2 separate regions of the Homo sapiens genome follow, and region 1 is linked to region 2. The links are chromatin loops, found by intact Hi-C in ENCODE. Cell type or tissue: psoas muscle. All regions are shown on one strand. Links, peaks and the distances in the headings refer to the core of each region. The heading gives the core; the rest is flanking DNA.

Region 1 (10,621 bases), core at 1,256-9,255, 140 kb after region 2:
GGGGAACTAAAGTTATTTTAGCGTAAATGTAAAAGTAACCATTAAAAACAAAACCCTTCCAAATACCAAATATATTGAGAGAACAATATATCACATAATGACATAATGAAATCTAAATCACATAATGAAAAACTAGTGCGATAAAAGGCTTGCATATTTATAACATAAAACAATATGAAGTGAAAAAAGTAATGTGCAAAGAAATAGACATAGATATTTGCTTTTAAAAAGGCTAAATAACAATATATGTGTGTGTATGTGATGGTTAATTTTATGTCAACTTGACCGTGCCATGGGGTACCCAGATTAAACATCATTTCTGTGAATGTCTCTGTAAGGGTGTTTTGGGGTGAGACTAACATTTGAATCAATGGACTCAGTTAAATAGATGGCCCTCCCCAATGTGGGTAGGCATCATCCAATTCATTGAGGGCCTGACTAGAACAAAAAGACAGGGAGGCTAAGCGCCATGGCTCACGCCTCTAATCCCAGCACTGTGGGAGGCCAAGGCTGGCAGATCACCTAAGGTCGGGAGTATGAGACCAACCTGGCCAACATGGTGAAACCCCGTTTCTACTAAAAGCAAAAAAAAAAAAAAAAAATACAAAAAATTAGCTGGGCATGGTAGCAGGTGCCTCTAATCCCAACTACTCAGGAGGCTGAGGCAGGAGAATCGCTTGAATCCAGGAGGTGGAGGTAGCAGTGAGCCAAGATTGCGCCATTGCACCCCAGCCTGAGTGACAGAGCGAGACTGTCTAAAAGAAGGAATTTGGCCCTTTTTTGCTTCCTGCCTGCCTGCTTGAGCTGGAACATCTGTCTTCTGCCCTCGGACTGGGATTTTCACAACTGGCTTCCCTAGTTCTTAGATCTTCAGACTTGGACTGTAATCCCAGCTACTCGGGAGGCTGAGGCAGGAGAATCACTTGAACCCAGGGGGCGGAGGTTGCAGTGAGCAGAGATCACACCATTGCACTCTAGCCTGGATGAAAGAGTTAAACTCTGTCTCAAAGAAAAAAAAAGTATATATATATAATCAATAAGGATAGGAAAACCCTAATGTTGAATTTAAAAAGAAACAAACGAACCTATTTCAAGGTTTAAAGGCTTTTAAACAGACTTCTACTTTTAAGTGGGCTACATTCTAAGGACATTTTTTAAAACTGTAATCTTGAACTTTGTTAGGTTTGTTGTTGGTAGTGGTGTTGATGTAGTAAGTCTAATATTATTGAGTATTATAGAAGAGAGCAGAAGAGTAAATATAGTGATGTTCATGAAAACCAGCATTCTTCCTTTGAGAAAAGAGAGGTAAAAATATGGGCTGGGCGCAGTGGCTCACGCCTGTAACCCCAGCCCTTTGGGAGGTCAAGGTGGGATCACTTGAGTCCAGGGATTCGAGACCAGCCTGGGCAACAAAGCAAGACCCCATCTATAAAAAAAAAAAAAATTAGCTGGGTAAGGTGGTATGTACCTGTAGTCCCAGCTACTTGGGAGGCTGAGGCAGGAGGATTGCTGGAGTCTGGGAGGTTGAGACTGCAGTGAGTTATGATATTGCCATGGGACTCCAACCCAGGCAACAGAGCAAGACCTTGTCTCAAAAAAATGAAAAAGATAAAAATATGGACTGGGAGGACAAGAGGAAGAACTGCTGGTATTGGATTGGAGTTGGGGGATTCAGATAAATTAATGATTTTAAATAAAATATACTTTCTGGCTCTGTCTACTGAAAGGGCCTAGAGGCAATGAGACTCCAATAGCAAGAGCACTCTTCCTACTCATTTTTTTTTCTAAGAACTGAAGGTTTCCACTAAAAGAAACTGAATCTCCTTGGAGAAATGGCTGATTCAATGTCTGGAGCAAAGAAAGTGCAAGATGAGCCTGGGACCTCCTCTGCTACAGAATCGTGAAATAAGTAAAGAAGCACTCAAAACCAACAGGCATATGTCAGAAGGACACAGAGACCAACTGGAAGGGGCTCCCGTTGGCCTAATTTGGGACAAATTGAGAATTGAAAAGAAAACCGATGGTAATGATTTTTCCTAGTTGACAGTGATACTCAAGAACATTAAAAGGTGAGTATGAGAGGAGAGCATTTGCTTAAACAGCAGAATGCCAGCTTGTAAATGTGGAAGAAATGATAGGATTAGAAAAATTGTGATTTTTGCAATCACCAACATTATAATTGATTCAGTCAAAGTTTATTAATGAATGCTAGAACATGGTAAAAGTTGTGGAGGAACAAGATATTTTCATATCCTCCATGTACCATCCCAGAGATTACTTATTAATTATAAAGTGGGGAAATATACCTTTACAGTGAAGAATTCTAGCAGGCAACACCTTAATCAGAGGATTAAATTTAGCATCACCTATAACAGGGCACAGTGATATCATATGCCTCTTGTTATGAACACTGAGAGGGACCCAACATCACTTCTGTAGAAGTTTTTGCTAAAAGTCTTTAACTAAATCTAATTCTGAAGAAATATCCAGATAATCCAAATTGTGGGACATTCTATAAAAGAACTGACCTGAAGGCCCTCTCCCCATTTCCCCGCAAATGTCAAGAGAACTGTTCTAAAATAGACTATAGAGACGTGACAGCTAAAACAGCATGTGATTCTTGATGAATCCCGGATAAAAACAAAAACAAAGGCAAAACTAAGACAAAACAAAACAAGTAAAGCTTCAAAGGGTGGTACTGGGGGAAAAGCTATATATATTTAATAAGACTTTTAAAATATTAGATAATACCTCAATGTTGAATCTATTAGATTGACAATTTGGTTATACAGGAAAATGTCCTTGTTTCTTTGGAGGTAAATGCCAAAGTACTATGGAGTGAAGCTTCATAAAGTTTTTAATGTACTTTCCAATTTTCAGCCCCCAAACCCCACTATCTATCTATCTGTCTATGAAAAACACCCATATACGTATATGGAGTTATGTACAATAAACAAGAGTAGTGAAATGTTAACAATGGGTGATTGCAGGTGAAGGATATTTGAGAGTTCATTGTATTTTCTTTTTAAACTTTTCTGTAGGTTTAAACATTTTCAAAATAAAAGGTTGGGAGTTAGGGAGGCATAAACATGTGGGCTGCCGGTGGATGCCTGGCCCCAAGGCAGTCAACCTACAGATTCACAGCTAGAGACCTAGGACCTAAGCCACATGGCCTGAAAAGATGAGCTATTCTATATTGGTCAGGATCCTCTTGGCTTCAAGTAACAGGACACCCGAGTCAAAGTAGCTTAAACCTTAAGGATACCTCATGTAACAAGAAGTCTGAAGGTAAGTGGCTCGAGGGCTGGTCAGTTTGTCAGCTCAAGGATGTTGACGCCCTCTTCTGTCAGTTTCTCTGTCGTTCTCTTGGCTTTGCCTCATGGGTGCATGATAGGTACAACCGCGTCATGCATCATGTCCTCATGTGACATCCAAAGCAGGCAGGAAGCGGGTGGGCCAGCTCCCTCTCAGGCCTCCCCGTCTCGTATCAGGGATAACACTCTTTCCCATAATCCGCCCCCCAGCCCCGCAAAAGTTCCCTTACCTCTCAGCGCTCTTACAAACCAATGATGTATTCACCACCTGAGGTTGTTCACCTGAACAAACCTGATGAGGAGGGTGGTTGCTGAGTGGGCAGCCAGCGGTGTTGGCCACAGGAGCCAACCAGACTCCCCCCGCTCAGGAAACTAAGCCTAGAAACGCAACTTGTGTGTGCTGTTAGCAGTCCAGCTGATGGTGAATGGACAAGAAGTTGAGGACATGAGCCATGGATAAGCCAAGGTTAAGACAAAAGAAAACACCATCTCTATCCCTGTAGTGATAGAGGGTGAGAAAGCCATTTGGTAGGGAAAGTGAAATAGAGCACATGGTCTGAGTCAGTGAAGCTGCCCTTAGGGTTAGAAATGGCTCCCCCAGCTGCCTGGATCCCTGATGTTTTCTGGTTAAGATTTCAGTTCCAGGCCACATAGAATGGACTAGTCAGAACTCCTTATTGGCCAGTAACAGAACAAAATACTGCCCTGGCATCAAAGAGGAATTAGTTTAAAATGTTCAGGAATGTCTTACTATCTAAGGCAAGAATTGTAGGAAGTGTAGCCAGGCCTTAGAAAGTGCTAGCACCAGGTGGCTTCTCTTTGACTCTTGTCTCTGTGTTTCTCTACTGAGCATTTTATTCTTATCTCTGCAGTAGATAAGCAAATATCTTCGCATCTGGTCTCCAATGTTATTATCATACATCCACCCACATCTCCTGAATTCTCATTAAAGTTTTGACGCTGCTGAGAGCCCATGTGGTAGACAGTCCCTCGGTCCTACTTTCAAATTCCCAGAGGAGAGAAGCTGAGAAGCCTAAGTTGGGTCAGATGTCCAATCTGTCAAGTCCATGGGCTTCAGGTCACAACAGATAAATAGTGGGTAAGGAGGAGGAGTATTAGGAGAAAGGGGTCACTGATGTAAGGCCGCAAAGATATCCCAACGGCATCCACTATGATCCCCTTAAAGTACTGGTTCTCAAGGTTGGGGGTAGGAATTCCTCCCCACCCCCACTTTTGGCAATGTCTGGAGGCATTTTTGGTTATTACAGCTTGGGGGGTGGATGCTACTTCCATCTAATGGGTAGAGGCCGGGGTGTTGCGAAACATCCTAGAATGCTCCTATGACAGAAAATTACTTTGTCCAAAATCTCAATAGTACTGAGGTTGAGAAATCATGCTCCCCTTTTGATCCTGTAATGGGCCTTTCCACCAAATGGAGCATCGGTATTCACAGAGCACAAACCCATGCCTAATATGTAGGAGGACTCTTAAATATTTGCTGGACAGAAGGTGAGTGAAAATACCATTCTAAAACAGGGTGGACACTGATTCTACTTCTGATTACCCAGGTTCAGGGTGTACTCTGGGTGAAGCCACCATGGGAGCGCACAAAGGCAGGGAATGGTGAAATTCTTGCCTTGGGGAGTGGAAGGTAGGGGTGTGTAGAACAGAAGATGGAATAAGCAGAAACAGATGCAAATAGAAGACAGAACCATAAACCCACGCACAACTTGCTCTTGCAAGTGCTCACAACACAAGTAGCAGCTGCTTCTCTGGTACCTGCCCCTCCTACACACCATAAGGGAGAGCTGCCGAGCCTTAAGTCCTAAACAGCTGTAGGATATGATATAAGCATCTTTCCCCCCAGTAATTCGTCGGGCAGGCAGGTACAGGCTCCAGGCCACTGGGGTTTCTTTTTTGGTTTAGTAGATACATGTGCTTTCATTTCTTAAGGAACATTGTCAGCCTGAAATCTTAGAAAAACAAAAACACCTGTAAATAATTCAGAGTGAAGACAACTCCAGAAATAAGGAGAGGGAAGAGTTTGTAAGGCTGAGTATTTTCCTAAAACTCCTGACAACCAGAGTCTACTACTGGGCAAAGGAGAATAAGTTTTCTGGCAGAAACGCCAGAAAAGTTAGATAATGCAAAGTCTTTGCTGCCCTCTACTGATGAAAATGAAGACTAACGTGTGGTTTGAGAGGAGAGAGGTTTTTCAATTACCATTCCATTTTTTCATTTACTTTTTCAACACCTATTTACTCAGCTTATACTTGGTGCAGGTGATGTGCAAAGCATTGAGTACAGTAGCAAAAATTACAGAGCAGGTGCTTGTTCTCATGAAACTTACAATCTGCCAAAGGAAACCAATTTTGTATGTCAACAAACAGGAAACATTTTAAGGTTGTTGAAAGTGCTCTGAACGTTAACAGGCTAATGTGGAGATGTGTGGGTGGGGGAGACGGGGTACAGGGGGATGGCAGGCAATTTAAGAATGGAAGGTTGTGACAACGCCAGCTGTGCCAGGAGAGGCCAAGAGCTTTTCATGCAGAGAGAGAAGTGGGTGTAAACTCCAGAGACAGAAAAGTGCTCCCTGGGTCCTTGAACTCCGTGCAGGAGCAGAGGGCTGTGTGGAGAGGCCAGAGAAGTGGGCAAGTACCAGTTCACAGAGGGTCCCAGTATTTTGCCCAGGAGCTGGGATTTTGTTTGGGATACATTTTATTCAGAAGAGGAAGCTATTGAGCATTTGCTATTTTTGTCTTTCAAGGACTATTTTTTTTAATAGTACATACTCGCTACAGGGTATCAATAAAGATTTTTTTTTCCCAGAAATATCAGAAAGTTTAAAAAGTGCATACATTAAATAACTATATTAACATCTAGAGAAGCCGGGCGCAGTGGCTCACGCCTGTAATCCCAGCATTTTGGGAGGCCGAGGTGCGTGGATCACTTGGGGTCAGGAGTTCAAGACCTGCCCGGACAACATGGTGAAACCCTGTCTTTACTAAAAATACAAAAACTAGCTGAGCGTGGTGCCACGCACCTGTAGTCTCAGTTGATCCAGAGGCTGAAACACGAAGATTGCTTGCACCTCGGAGGCGGAGGTTGCAGTGAGCCAAGATCGCACCACTGCACTCCAAGCTGACTGACAGAGCGAGACTCCATCTCAAAACAAAACAAAAATCATCTAGAGGATTATTTTGTCTTCTGTGTGGATGATGGACAGTAGGGCAGCGGGGCAAGAGGAGGAGACAGAGCCAGGTGGTGCTGTGTGGGAGTCAAGCTGGGAAGATGGACAGAAATGAATGGATATGAGGTGGCTTTGGTGGTCTCACCTTCAGGACCCTCTGGTGGGTTGGATGTGGAGGACAGTGACACGGAGAGAGCTGCCAAGGCTGTGAGGACAAGAAAATCAGCTATGACACACGTTTGAAGAGCAGTGGCACCTGCAGGCTCCATCCCTGGCTCTTTGCTGGCCAGTGGGCCAGGGCCATTTGCCTGCCCACCATGCTCTCTCCTCCTGCCTAGTCTGGGTGATTACACCTGACAGGGTTCAGAGAGGCATCCCTCATAAAAATGGCCATAAAGCCGTTTGCTAATACGAAGCCTCCCATAAATGTCAGGTGATGAGAATTACAGCCCCGCAGGCTCATAAAAGAGCATGTCATGGCTTGAGGAAGCCACAGCGACGGTGAGGGCACCAGACTGTCTTTCCAAGCTGTATTTTAGTTTCGGGGAAGATATGACTGGAGGAAGTGCAGTGCTGGCTGAGGCCAAAGTGGCTCAGAACCTTAAGTGAAAGGCCCAGTTATGAAACCTGTCAGCAAAGCTTCCGTCCCGTGGCCCAGGGCTTCTTCAAGGTGAAGTGGAATGTATTCTGAACTTGTAGAACTTAGCCAGGAGGAGTAGGGGCATTAGTGAACCTGGCCTCAGGCAGCCTCTGATTCCGGGGAATAAACAACATACTGTTTCCTACTTTTTCCAATCCTTGACCCACCTGTCAGCTAATTAGTACATAGCCCAGGTGTTCTCTCTGCCTTGAGCTGCTCCCCTGCTTACCATCTGTCTAGCAATCCTTTGATGCACCCCATATGTCTCACAGCCCTGACCCCCCAACCTCTTTCTTTCTCTCCCTTTATTTTTTTTCTCTCTCTTTCATGTCCAGTCAACATTCAGCTAAAAATCGCTGGTATCCTATAATAAACATGACATTGTGCTGGGATTCTGGAAACCAGGCTGGGGGCAAAGAAACATGATATGAAGACCCCATCCAGAAGAAGTTACACATCTAGGACAGGCAGCTAGGTGAGTAACTTCTTCTGAGAGCACATCCACACTTAAAAAGTAAAACAATAGTAAATAATTGTGGCCAATATCAATATTGAAGGCTGATTGCATGCCAGGTACCTGCCAAGGGCATTAGCTCTTGTGGTCCTCCTGATAACCTGTTGAGGTGAGTACTACTATGATTCTCATGTTGAGATCAAGAGGCTGAGGCTGGGGAGGTGGGGACCTTTGCAGGGCGACATAGCCTGTGACCTTTTTAAATGCAGGTTGGCATGATCCTGAAGCCTGTATGCCGCTCGGCTCTGGCACATCAACCAGGATAAACTGAGGCTCCTAATAGTATGGGCATATCCTGCATGCTGCTCCACTTCTGGGGCCACTCTGCCTTTTGCTCGCTCTTAACTTTTCTTCCACACACACCACACATACATGTGCACACACACACATCTTGATCCATAATCCCATCCTGACCCCTATCCTTTGGATCCTAATGACATTTTGACATTGAATAAAAATTATGCAAAATTATTGCCTGCTCATTGAGAGAGCAATTTCAGGAACAAACACCAATAACCCCAATAAATTCCAATAAACTCAACATAATAATTAGCCTTAATAAATAATAAACACCAATATATTTTTGAATCAATTTTTATATTACATAACGTTGTTTTAATTTTGGGGATTAATTCTTTTTGGTTTCCTAAAGTGGTTTCTTTTCTTTTTTTTTGAAACAGGGTCTCACTCTGTCGCCCATGCTGGAGTACAGTGGCATGATCACGACTCACTGCAGCCTCAACCTCCTAGGCTTAATTGATCCTCCCAACTCAGCCTCCCAAGAAATAGCTGGGACCCCAGGCGCGTGCCACATGCCAGGCTAATTTTTGTATTTTTTGTAGCGATGGGGTTTCACCATGTTGTCCCGGCTGGTCTGAAACTCCTGGGCTCAAGTGATTCACCCACCTCGGCCTCCCAAAGTGCTGGGATTACAGGCATGAACCACTGTGCTTGCCCTAAAGTTATGTCTGGCAGTTCTTTATGTAAATTTTAGAGTGAAAATTTAATCATCAAGAGTTCTGTCTGCATCAAATTGTACCAATTTTAGGTATTATTTGTGTGAGGTTTCTTCAGTGACTTATTTTTACCAGATCCAATTTTCCTGGGTCAAATTTTGCAGATCTGCATTTCAAGATTTGCTCCATTTTTAGTCAATATCACATTTTTACCACATACAATCAGTCATAGCCATTTTCAGTTTTAATTTGTGTTGGTTATTTTTGCCAGAAATATCCCTTATAAATTGAACAGCAGATTAATGGTTTATTTACTCATTTCTTATTCAACGGGATGAGAACATTGAACAACATTAGGCAACAGAGAGAGCTAGGCAAAACAGAGACAAAGACTCAGAGATAAAGATAGCAATAGGAAATCAAATTTTAAGAGTAAAAATTATATTTATGGTAATGGTAATAGCTAATATTTATTGTGTACTTCTTATGAGCCCTGTTCTAAACACCTTAAATGGGCTTATATTCATTTAATCTTCACAACAACTCTTTTTTTTTAACGTCGATTTTAAGTCCAGGATACATGTGCAGATTTGTTACATAGGTAAACTTGTGTCATGGGGGTTTGTTGTTCAGATTATTTCATCACCCAGGTATTAAGCCTAGTACCCATTAATTATTTTTCCTGATCCTTTCCCTATTCCCACTCTCTACCTTCTGAACAGCCCCAGTGTGTGTTGTTCCCCTCTATGTGTCCATGTGTTCTCATCATTTAGCTCCCACTTGTGAGAACATGCAGTATTTGGTTTTCTGTTCCTGTGTTAGTTTGCTAAGGATAAGGGCCTCCAGCTCTGTCCATGTCCCTACAAAGGACATCATCTCCTTCTTTTTTTATGGCTGCATAGTATTCCATGGCATATATGTACCACATTTTCTTTATCCAGTCTATCATCAATGGGCATTTAGGTGGATTCCATGTCTTTGCTATTGTGAATAGTACTTCAATGAACATACGTGTGCATGTATCTTTATAATAGAATGCTTTATATTCCTTTGGGTGTATACCCAATAATGAGATTGCTTGGTTGAATAATATTTCTGTCTCTAGGTCTTTGAGGAGTCGCCACACTGTCTTCCACAATGGCTGAACTAATTTACACTCTCATCAACAGTGTGTAAGCATTTCTTTTTCTCTACAACCTTGCCAGCATCTGTTTTTGTTTTGTTTTGTTTTCACCTTTTAGTAATAGCCATTCTGACTGCTGTTAGATGGTATCTCATTATGGTTTTGATTTGCATTTCTTTAATGATCAGTGATGTTGAGCTTTTCTTCATATGATTGTTGGCCGCATGTATGTCTTCTTTCAAAAAGTGTCTGTTCATAGGCCGGGCATGGTGGCTCACGCCTGTAATCCCAGCGTTTTGGGAGGCCGAGGCAGGCAGATCACCTGAGGTTGGGAATTCGAGACCAGCCTGACCAACATGGAGAAACCCCGTTTCTACTAAAAAAAATACAAAATTAGCCAGGCATGGTGGTGCATGCTTGTAATCCCAGCTACTCAGGAGGCTGAGGCAGGAGAATCGCTTGAACTCAGGAGGTGGAGGTTGCAGTGAGCAGAGATCACACCATTGCACTCCAGCCTGGGCAACAAGAGCAAAACTCTGTCTCAAAAAAAAAAAAAAAAGTGTCTGTTCATATTCTGTGCCCACTTTTTATGTTTTTTGTTTTTGCTGTTGTTTTTGTAAATTTGCACAACAACTCTTTGCAGAGATGTAATTATCATTTCTATTTTAAGATGGGGAAACCGAGGCACAAAGACTGGAAATAAATTGTCTCAAATTATACAGCTAGTAAGAGGCAGATCGGGGATTCACACCCAGGCAGCCTGTGACTGAGAAAATGCAGCTGTGCTTGTATATTGATTGCTTACTTCTTGGTACTGCAGCATCCAAATGTCCCCTGGAACAAAATGTTGGAGTGAGTCAAAATGTTCTTTCATTCTATGCTTT
Region 2 (10,621 bases), core at 777-8,776:
TGCTACTGATTCTTAGTTTGCTTTGATATTTAGTGAGCGCTGGTTCGGCTGGTCTTTTTAAAAATTTTTATAACTCAGAATGTAAAAGGCTTTCACCTATTGCCCCTTTCTCGTCCCCCTTTTCTTCCTCTTGCCTTTCTATTAATAGGCCTGACTTAGTCATCATTGATATAAGTGGTTCATTTGGGCAACCGCAGGCAGTCTCCAATAAAAGGTTCAAACCAGCACCTGGATAAATAAGTGATGTTTTGATGAGAATGATGGAAGGATTTTGGGGAGAAGAGAATCACCAGCTTTATTTTTTCCCTCTTTTGAAGCTTCAGTTCAGTATAGTTACACAGAAGGGTTTAAAAATGTCTGAAATTCTTTTCCTAAATTTAAACCATGATGGTGAGGTGACTGGGGGGTGGGGGGTGGAGGTGGGAGGGGGTTGAGGGCTGAGTATGCTAGTAATAAATGGGAGTCATATATGACTTTGTTCAGATGACCTTATTTTTTCATAATTTTGTAGCTTGTTGCTATCCATGAACATACGCATCCCTCAGTAGACAGTTTCCTTTACTGTGTGCATTTTTACTGTACACTGTATAGAGTAGAGTATCTGTTAAGTAAAATATATATGTAAATTTATGTCTTCGTGTTCTGAATGTTAGATGGAAAAGCAGAGGAGCAACACTACACTGTACTGACCCCTGGGAAAATAAAATGATTAATGTACCTAGGCTGTCACTTTTTCAAGGATATACACATCTGTGTTTTTATATATGTGTGGTATGAAAATTTGAAACCTCCTGTTGTCTCCAAAAGGGTCTTGGTGACCACTATATCAAGGATTTTGTTTGCTGAGGTAAAGACAATTTCTCAATATAGAAACTATTCACTAAGAACTTAAAACCATCAGGATTCTAGATTTACTTAGCTATAAGAAGTTAAATCCCACGTTCTGATAATCTTTATTCTTCTACATGTTTTCCTGGAATGATGTGTCAAACCAGGGTCATTTTTAAGTTCATATAATTTTCTTTCATAATAATGAGGACTTCCTTTTTCTAGGTTATTGTTATATTTCTAGTAACACTGAAGGTAAAATAAGCTTATAAAAGAAGGAAAACATCAGAATGGTGTATCTAGAATACACAATCTTGCTCCTTACTCCTCCATCATCTCTAATGAAATTTTTCTTGATGTCTGTGGCTCAGTCAGTATATATTTTGAAAGATTCATTGTGGTGAATATTTTGAGTCCTGACAGTTTAAACGTGATAGAGGGAACAAAGGATTTATATATTTTTTGTACAAAGTTTTTTCTTAAACTGTATAATTTTGTAAATAATTTGTTTGGGTTTTTTTTTTGTGTACTAAAACTACCAGCGTATAGATTTCAATAAGAATTGTTGTATTTTTGTATTTGGAAACTGAAAATTACAGTAAATAAATGGAACTCTAAGAAAAATTTCAGTAGACAGTTCAACAGAATGAGATTCCTTTTCATATGATTTTTTTGACCTCAAAATGGACATCTTATTTCACTCTCAGTAAAAAGTTGAAAATTTGACTTTTTAGTATTGGGGGCAGAAGATAGAAGTGTGTTAAAGTGAAAAACAGTTTTTTCAGTAAGGTTTGAGGCCCTTTCTATAAGTTTTCAGTACACCTTAAACAGGACTAAAAATACTTTAAAAGTGTGCTTTCAAAGAATTTTAAAACATGTTTGACTCAAAGATGAATTTGAAGTGAGTTAATTATAATACTGGAAAACTTCAGGTTAGCATAAAATAGTTTATATATATCCCCTGCCCCCTTTGGGATTTACTTCCACCATCAAATCTTCAACTGTTAGAATTTCACTTAAAAGTGAATAACTGCCATACATGTTTTCTTGGCATCTTCATTTACAGAAATAACATACAGCATCTAAAGCAAGTTCTGTCCCTCTTAATGTGTATGACATCTTTTTAAGTAGCTGATCAGCAATAATAGCCACCAGTTGACTAGGTCAGCCTGATATACTAGTGGATCACTGTCCAAGATAAAAAGGTAACCCCAAGTATTGCAAAATTTCCCTCAATTTCTTTATGTAACATTGAAGAAATGTTGTTACCAGCTAAGATGATAAATTGGAAAACAGTCTTGTTAAGGTGAAAGGGGTCCTTGGTGATGGATCATTATTTCAAAAAAGAAAAAAATCATGTGAAAAGGAATAGTGGTTCCTCTTGATGTATAGTATGCCTGTATTATAGTTTTTACAAAATTGTGAACTTGTGTAATAGTATAATAGGAGATATTGTTGAATTTCTAACTGTTTATACATTTAAATTCATATATGTAATGTTTGTTTTATCAATTACAATCTGAATTTCTAAGAAGCATGTTGACTTTTGCAATAAAGATGCAATATGGAATGGTTCACAATTGGAAAAAAAAAAGAAAAAAGATGAAAGTATTACAAATTTAAAAGAATTTGGAAAATTTATGAACCATTCCAAAAATTATAACAATCACCAAAAGAGCTGTAATTCTGGCTTGTTCTGGAAAGAAAGAAAATGTGTGTGTATGCTTGCTTGTGAGAGTGAGTGAGTAGTGGCTATGTATGTGTGTTTTATGTTGTGTTCATAAACATGAGAGAACATCACTCAATATGAAGTTGGGTTCGAAGTCACTGGCTATTAAATATTAAGTAGGATAACTTTCTCAACAGAGTAGCCTGGAGAATGAAAGAGAAGGTATTAAAATGCTACTTGTAAGTAACCTTTGATAGCCACATTATTTTGTTCCTGGATGGTTCTTGGTATCCCAGATAAAAAAGCACAAAACAGTTTCTTGAAAGCAATTATTTTAATGTTGTCTTGAGGATATTCATTATGCCTGCCATCAGTAGGAGGGACATTTTCCTTAAGTAGAATAGGGAGAAGGGAAAAAACACCTAGAAGAGATGATTTAAACATAAATCAGTTCTGAATGTGACAAAGATTTGTAAGGACAAACGGGAAGATAGTGATGTTATGCACTAAGGACTGGGTGGTGATGAGAAAGAGAAGGGAAGTGTATCACCTGGTTTTCCCATTTTAAAAAATGCTATTATAAAATTCCCCCTCCAATGATTATGCATTGTTTAAGAAGGAACATTCTTTGAATTTCAGCTTATACAAGAAAATACTCAAAGAATGAGAGTAAAGTTATTTTCATTCCTTTCAAATAAAATTTATTTTATGTATTATGTAAATAGCAAATAAGCTGTTTGTCACCATTTGCTTTGAGTAGATCATAATTAATCCTAAATATATTTACAATAAACATTAGTTCTGGGACTTTTTTGGAGGGAGCAGGCAAATTCTGAACATAGTTATATCTATTGAACAAATCAAATGTTTTACTAAGATGGAGCTCTCATTAACAGAAATTAATGATTTTATGTGATATTTTTACTGATTTTGAAGTAAATTGTGCTAAAGCCAAGGATAAATTTTGAATAAGCCCCAGCATACAGTCAAATCTGGATCTAGATATGTTACCGTAAACACAGAATTGTGTTTATCAACATGTGGGGATATTGGATGATAGGGTTGCTTTAGACTAAATGGACCAACATTACCTTGCTGTGCAGAGCTGCTCATTTTATGTTCATTTTTAGTCTGAAAGACCTAACTTGAGAGACCAACCAAAATTGACCCAGAAAAGAAAAAAGAAAAGGCAATCTACTGCTACTGCTTGTATTATGAATCACCTTCATTTATGCTAAATTGGTTTTATTGCCAAGATCTCTCCTTTCAACAGGATCATCTACCATTTGGCCTCTTCCCTGTTCTCCAGTTGACCTTAGGTTAACTAAACCATTTCAACATTCTAAGATAGGCAATTTGATATGGGGTGAAATCAAGGGCAGAATAGTGTTGGATGATTGTGAGTTATTTGTGTTTCCATCTACTCTTAGGCTTCTGCAAGCATTTCTTTTTGTGGTGGTGGTGGTGGTAGTGGTGTTCGTTAACATAAGCACGATTAACATTGCTGTTACTTTTTCTTTGCAATTGTATTAAATTATTTTTTTGTGAAAGAGCAGCAAGGAAAGAAGACCGCTTAGCTTGTTTTAGATAAAGATAAGCCTGAATTTCTGACCTCACTTCCACTTCAGTTTTCTGACCACTTCATAGAGGTGTTTTTTTTTTTTTTTTTTTTTTTTTTTTTTTTTTTTTTTTTTTGAGATGGAGTCTTGTTATGTTGCCCGGGTTGGAGTGTAGTGGCATGATCTTGGCTAATTTTTGTATTTTTAGTAGAGACAGGGTTTCACTGTGTTGGCCAGGCTAGTCGTGAACTCCTGATCTTAAGTGATCCTCTAACCTTGGCCTCCCAAAGTGCTGGGATTACAGGCTTGAGCCACCACCCCCAGCCAACTTCATAAGAGTTTTACTAGTTTGAATATAGTGACCTACTAATTCTTAAAATAATATGTAGAGTTGGAGTTCAGGTTTAGCACTTGATTGTTCAAAATTGTAATTTACTCAATTCTTTGAAGGCAAATATAGGGGCGGAAACACGCCTTTTCAGCACTTAGCCATTTCTGTTGATTAAATTCTTAACACGCCTTTGTAAAAACCTTATAAAGATGAATGTCTTATTAATAGTTTTCTAAAGTCCTTGTGATTTTACTTCTTAGTTTGCCTCCAGACTTCTATCACTGTGAGATACTGATATATTTCTTCTAATTTTAAATTTAATTTGTAAGGGCTAATACCTTGCCAAATTAATTTTTTCTTGAGGATAATTTTGCTTCAAGATTGAGACTATTCACATAGTCAGTTCGAGTTCTTAGACCAAACGCTACCTATTTATCTATGTAAACATGTATTCCTGCATAAATTATTGAATGGTAGTTTCTGAACCACCCTCCAACAGTGGGGCTATTTATTTACTTTAGGATTTACGTTATTAACATTTAGAGCCTGTAGGGGGCTCCAAAGGGCAAAATTTAGTCTTGGAACAGGGACTGAATCTTTTTTCACAGCAACTCAAAATGAGACACCTTTTGCATTGCAACCCAGTATACACACACGAAACAAAAGTTTACAAAACAATACCTACCCAATATGCACCTGATATTTTCATCCTATTAGATAAAAATTCTTGTCAGGACCCACTATATGGCTTTCAAAATTACAGTTTGGAAAAACAGCCTATTGAGTTGCCTGATGGAGTGCATTTTAAAGTCACTGTCTTCCTTGCCGTGACATTGTAGAAACTATTTTGAATATAAAATGTTATTACTTTATCTTCTGTTTTTCCTTTTTTTTTTTTTTTACTTGATGTTTTTTCTTGAAGGGTATTTTGTAGTTTTTAATTTTAGAAGCAAGACAACTCAGTGACGTTTTAAACTTGCCTACAGTTTTATATTTTTGTCATTACTTGTCTTGGGAAGGGAGTGGAATATTAATATATTGGTGCTACATTTTATGCAATTCAAATCACTCTGCAGTACTTATTTGTATATTTTTTAAAAAGCTGTGAAGTCCATAAAACTACAGCTCTTTCTTCTTTTTTTTTTTTTTGAGACGGAGTCTCGCTCTGTGGCTCAGGCTGGAGTCAGTGGCACAATCTCGGCTCACTGCAACGTCCGCCTCCCAGGTTCAAGCAATTCTCCTGCCTCAGCCTCCCGAGTAGCTGGGACTACAGGCATGTGCCACCACGCCCGACTACTATTTGTATTTTTGTAGAGATGGGGTTTCACCATATTGGCTAGGCTGGTCTCCAACTCCTGACCTTGTGATCCACCCGCCTCGGCCTCCCAAAGTGCTGGCATTACAGGCGTGAGCTACCGTGCCTGGCCCACAACTACAACTCTTTAAGGGCTATAAATCAATAAAAGATTATTTGGCTTTGAATTAAATTTTGCACTTAATTTAGAGTTCACTTAGCCATCAACAATTTAAAGTGAACCAATTTTGATATCTAAAAATATATATTCTAACATTGTGCCATTGAATTTCACCTTTTTCAAACATATCCCTATAAGTTTATAAGAAATGTAAGAAATAGATAAGCCCTATATAAAACATAACTAACTGCCTTTGCCACTTTTCTTACTCTTGGGCAAGTGTGTCACTTGTCTCTACATGTCTGACCTTTCCCAGCTTCTAAAGTGCAAAAAGAAAGATTGGGGACATGTCCATAAGAATATTCCCATATCTTCAGAAATGCAAAGGAGAAAACCATTAAGTCTGCAAAGTAGTGAAATCAGAACTCATCATGGAGTTACAAGTTACTAACACATTTCAGTATTTCTACCCTCTTGTCTATGTACTTTTCTTTTGGAATTCCTTAAGCAATAAAACCTGACTTTCTTATAATACCATGGTACCAAACAAATACTTTGAATTAACCTGATTGATAATTTTCAACTCACTTTGAGGAAATAACTCATGGACTGAATGCAGACTGTGACCCAATTAGTGGAGTGAGTAGTTTGCCTACATTCTGTGCTTACCACAGCCTTTGAGGAAGGTGTTCTTACCACCTTATTCAGCTTTGAAAACAGTTTCAGAGAGATAAAGTTGCATTCCTGAGGTCACACAACCTTGTAGTGATGGAGTCAGCATTTGAACACAGGTCTGACTCTGGAGCTCAAGTTCTTAACCTCTGTGCTCCACTGCTTCTAATAAAATAGAATATTGCAAGTCTGTAGAATGTCACTGGTCTTTTTTATTAGTGTCTCAAACACTGCCATTCTGGCTCCATCTATCTCATCTGCCTTGGATTGGAACCAGACTCCCTTGGGGAGCAACACTGTGTTTTTAGGTAGCATATTGGAAACCACAGAGAACAGTTTATTTATGTTAATTTGTGGGGGAACATTTTAAAGTAGTAATTTTCTGTGACCTCCACAATGTACAGCCAGCCAATTTGATACATTTCACAGTAATTTGGCTATATCATAACCTGTGTTATTTTGTTTTCAATTTTATCTTAAATGTTTTTTTCCCTGTGACAAATTGAATTATGATAATCTTGCAGTATTTCTACCTTGCTTCTTTGTGTTTTTCAATATTTCTCGTGCCTTTTTCCTTTTAACTTTGGCATTAAAAAAATCACGTACATAAATAAGTTTACATGCTTTAATGATGTTTTCATATAGAACACTGAATTTTCTAGACAAAAAGTGCTGAGAATAGCAGTGTTCATTTATAGTTATGTTTATGCCATATTTTTAAAAAGTATATTCTCAGTGAATAAAACTGATGTTCATGTCATTGTTCTGTTTGGGGAGTTGATTTTTTTTACATGTTCAGATTTCTTAGATCATTCCAAATCTTTGTGGATTTCTAATTTTTGCTATTTGGAGAACTTCAAAATGTTTATTGACTTGTAGTTGTTACGGTAATAGTTATCTGAAAAAAGAAAAAGATGTAAGCGGCCTTGAAGAAGAGGGGACTTTTTATTCTTTGACAGCCCATGAGAAAACTAGCCATGTTCTAAGAGATTGAATGAAAAAGTTTTTTATTCTTGACAAATTTTGTAGCATTAGGGAATATTTCCAATATGAAAATTGTATCAGGGAAATTGCTGAGACAAAAGAGAATGATTATAACATCCTGGCCACACAGCACATGTTTTAAGAAAGGTATTTCACCCTAAAAATAAAATCGGATTATGTCGTGTGCTTTTTTTTCCTCTGTGAAGATTCCAGAAGTATGTCGTGTGTTTTTTAAAAATTTTACTGTGATCGAATGCTAAAAAAAAAAATGCATGTTATTAAAGAGTTTTTCAGCATATTTTGCTTTGAAATGTTAAATATAGGGAAGGAAGAATTTTATATTTTATACGTAGAAACTTAATTTCTTAGAATTATAACTTTATTTTTTGAAAATTTTCTACCAATAACTTTAAAGCACTTTTCTCCCTGATTTATTTAAATCCTAATAAATTATACATTTCTGCACTTTAGCCATTCATGTGGAAATTATTTGGAGTCATCTCAATAGAATGGTGCTGTGTGGTCTCCCAAGGCCCCCAAGAATGTCAAAGAAGTTTCATCTACTCTTTGTTTTAAATTTTCAAGTGAATATTATTGATAAATTAGATGAAGCTGAAGAAAAGTCTAGAGATTGAAGTAAATTATTAAAATCTACTTAAGAGTGAGGACTTACATAAGAACTCTTTATGGAAAGCTGTACTGAGATCCTAGTATTTTTGGAAAGCTATTTGTGAGTTATAGACACCTGTCAATTTCTCAGAAATGGTCTTATCTGGAAAAAGAAAAGTAGAACCTAACTGGTACATTCAGACGTGTTCAGAGAACTTTCAATATTGTAAAAACAACATAGCATATTTTGCCTCGTCTGTTTTACAACCATGGAGGATTGCCTTTTTATTCATTTTGAGGTTTTGATTATCATCACTGGCAGTTTTATGCTTCATAGACTTAGGGTAGCAGAAGTGGTAACAGTAGATGGCTTCACTTGTCTTTCTTTCAGCATGGCCTGCATGAATCAGAATCCAAAGAAAACCAGCACACTTAAAATAGAAAAATTGCACTTTGGGAAGCTGAGGCAGGAGGATCACTTGAGCCCAGGAGTTTGAGACCAGCCTGTGCAACACGGTGGAACCCCATCTCTGCTAGAAATACAAAAATTAGCTGGGTGTGGTGGCGGGCATCTGTAATCCCAGCTACTTGGGAGGCTGAGGCAGGAGAATCACTTGAACCCAGGAGGCGGAGGTTGCAGTGAGCCAAGATCATGACACTGCACTCCAGCCTGGGGGACTGAGCGAGACTCCATCTCAAAAAAAGAAAAGAAAAAAAAAAAAAAAGGAAAGAAAAGAAAGAAAAAAAAGAGAAAAAGAGGAAAGGAAGGAAGGAAAGAGAGAGTACAATGAATTTTGATTGGTCGGGTCATCCTTTACCATTCTTGCCCAGAAACATGGATTTTTGTATGTGTGTGTGCCATAAATAAGAAATTAAGAAAACAGATGAGACGGTAAAATATTCCGCACACAGAAGCACTTTAATGACTGTCGAGTAAACGACTTAAATGAAGAACCAGGAGAGAGAACGAAGAACAAGCTATCTCTCTGCCTTTTATTTGGTTAATTTTCATTTCATTTCACCACAACTTTAATGGTGCTAAGAAGAAATTGTTGAAAATTTAGAAAAGGAATTGTGGAAGTTACTACATCACAATATACTTGCTTTTTTTTAAAAAAAATAAAATTAAGCCTTGGTTTCTTTAAGCATGGTTTCATTTTCATTCAGTGCTTTTTTTTTTTTTCCCTCCATGCAGTACTTTTATGTCCGCACTCTTTTTTGTTTGTTTTTTGAGAGAGTCTCACCCTGTTTCCCAGGCTGGAGTGCAGTGGCACAGTCTTGGCTCACTGCAACCTCTGCCTCCCGAGTTCAAGTGATTCTTGTGCCTCAGCCACCCAGCAGCAGGATTACAGGTTTGTGCTACCATACTTGGCTAATTTTTTTATTTTTTGTAGAGACGGGGTGTCACCATGTTGGCCAGGCTGGTCTCGAAATCCTGACCTCAAGTGATCCACCCGCTTTGGCCTCCCAAAGTGTTGGGATTACAGGTATAAGCCACCCCGCGCAGCCAATGTTAGTATTCTTGACCTGAGAGAGGGATGGCAAGCAGAACTCAGGGCCCGCAGAGCTGATGCAGGTAGCTCATCTCCCACACCTTGGGCATTTCTCAGCCATAAAATGGTCCGTAGAGCCTTATGATCAAAATAAGATTGTTTACCATGTCATTGCTCATTATGTGACTCACTGTGCTGTTTCTTAAACATTATTAAGTTTCTTAAACATTATTATTTAACTCTGAGGTATACTATTATTTTTCCTTTTTTGTGCAAGAGGAAACTCGGGCATAGAGCAGTTGTGTCACCGATAGTCTCAAAGCAAAGCCAACAATTAAAACCACGTTATGCCTGACATCAAAGTGGGGCTTTTAACCATTGCTTGATACTGTGCTCACATCTCAATTCTTGCTACTTGTGAGTAGGGATTAGTCTTTTTTGTTTTGTTTGTCTTTTTTTTTTTCGTTTATTTGGAGACAAGGTCTCTCTCTGTCATCCAAGCTGCCTGGTGGGAGTGCAGTGGTGCTATCACGGCTCATTGTAGCCTCAACTTCCTTGCTCAAGTGATCCTCCTACCTCAGCCTCCCAAAGCACTAAGGTTACAGGTGTAGTCACTGCACCTGACCTTCTTAGTCTTTAGAAGACTCAGTTTACTCATATAAAATGAACATTATAATATTAGTACCCATTTAATGTTCACAGGGTTGCAATGAACATTAAATGGGAGTTCACTGAAGGTATTTTGTGAAATGTACATCACTATTAGCAGATCTAAGCTTCATCAGATTGTCTCGAATTATTTTCAACTGCAATTGAATTTTCTACCTTGGTTATTAAATCTTGTGGGATCACCTAAATAAATGTGTAAGCAATGTTGAAGAAAAGAGAAAGGTATACTGCATACCTGAGTTGGCACCTCTATATTTCTATAGTACTGTACACCATGATAATCAACTAGATAAAGACAGCTATAGGTAACGACATTTTCTAATCCTTAGCAGTTGTAAGTACACATTGCATGTAGTCATGAGTTGCCTCAAATACAGCATGTTTTAACAGTC

Evidence for each region. A loop is a pair of places that touch in the nucleus more often than their neighbours do. Peaks named below come from ENCODE experiments on the same cell type or tissue, not always from the same donor. Only the 100,000 strongest peaks of a DNase experiment are listed, where the experiment ranks them.
Region 1: a loop joins it to region 2, with 5 times the contacts of the local background. A loop is called at or near these places in 94 of 110 quality-filtered maps.

The regions. Positions count from the first base shown.
Region 1 is chr5:146,421,870-146,432,490 of GRCh38, forward strand. No RefSeq gene overlaps it. Among named protein-coding and RNA genes, the nearest start is that of TCERG1, 20 kb to the right of the region's middle. In psoas muscle, for the core only: a CTCF peak has its summit at 5,477 (motif pointing left); no DNase peak of the experiment used is centred there.
Region 2 is chr5:146,286,721-146,297,341 of GRCh38, forward strand. All of the region lies in intron 18 of RBM27-POU4F3 (RBM27-POU4F3 readthrough), which reads left to right. It overlaps RBM27 (RNA binding motif protein 27), which reads left to right. Exons shown (of 21, transcript NM_018989.2): 21 at 1-2,503. Among named protein-coding and RNA genes, the nearest start is that of POU4F3, 47 kb to the right of the region's middle. In psoas muscle, for the core only: a CTCF peak has its summit at 4,937 (motif pointing right); no DNase peak of the experiment used is centred there; H3K27ac peaks cover 896 bases.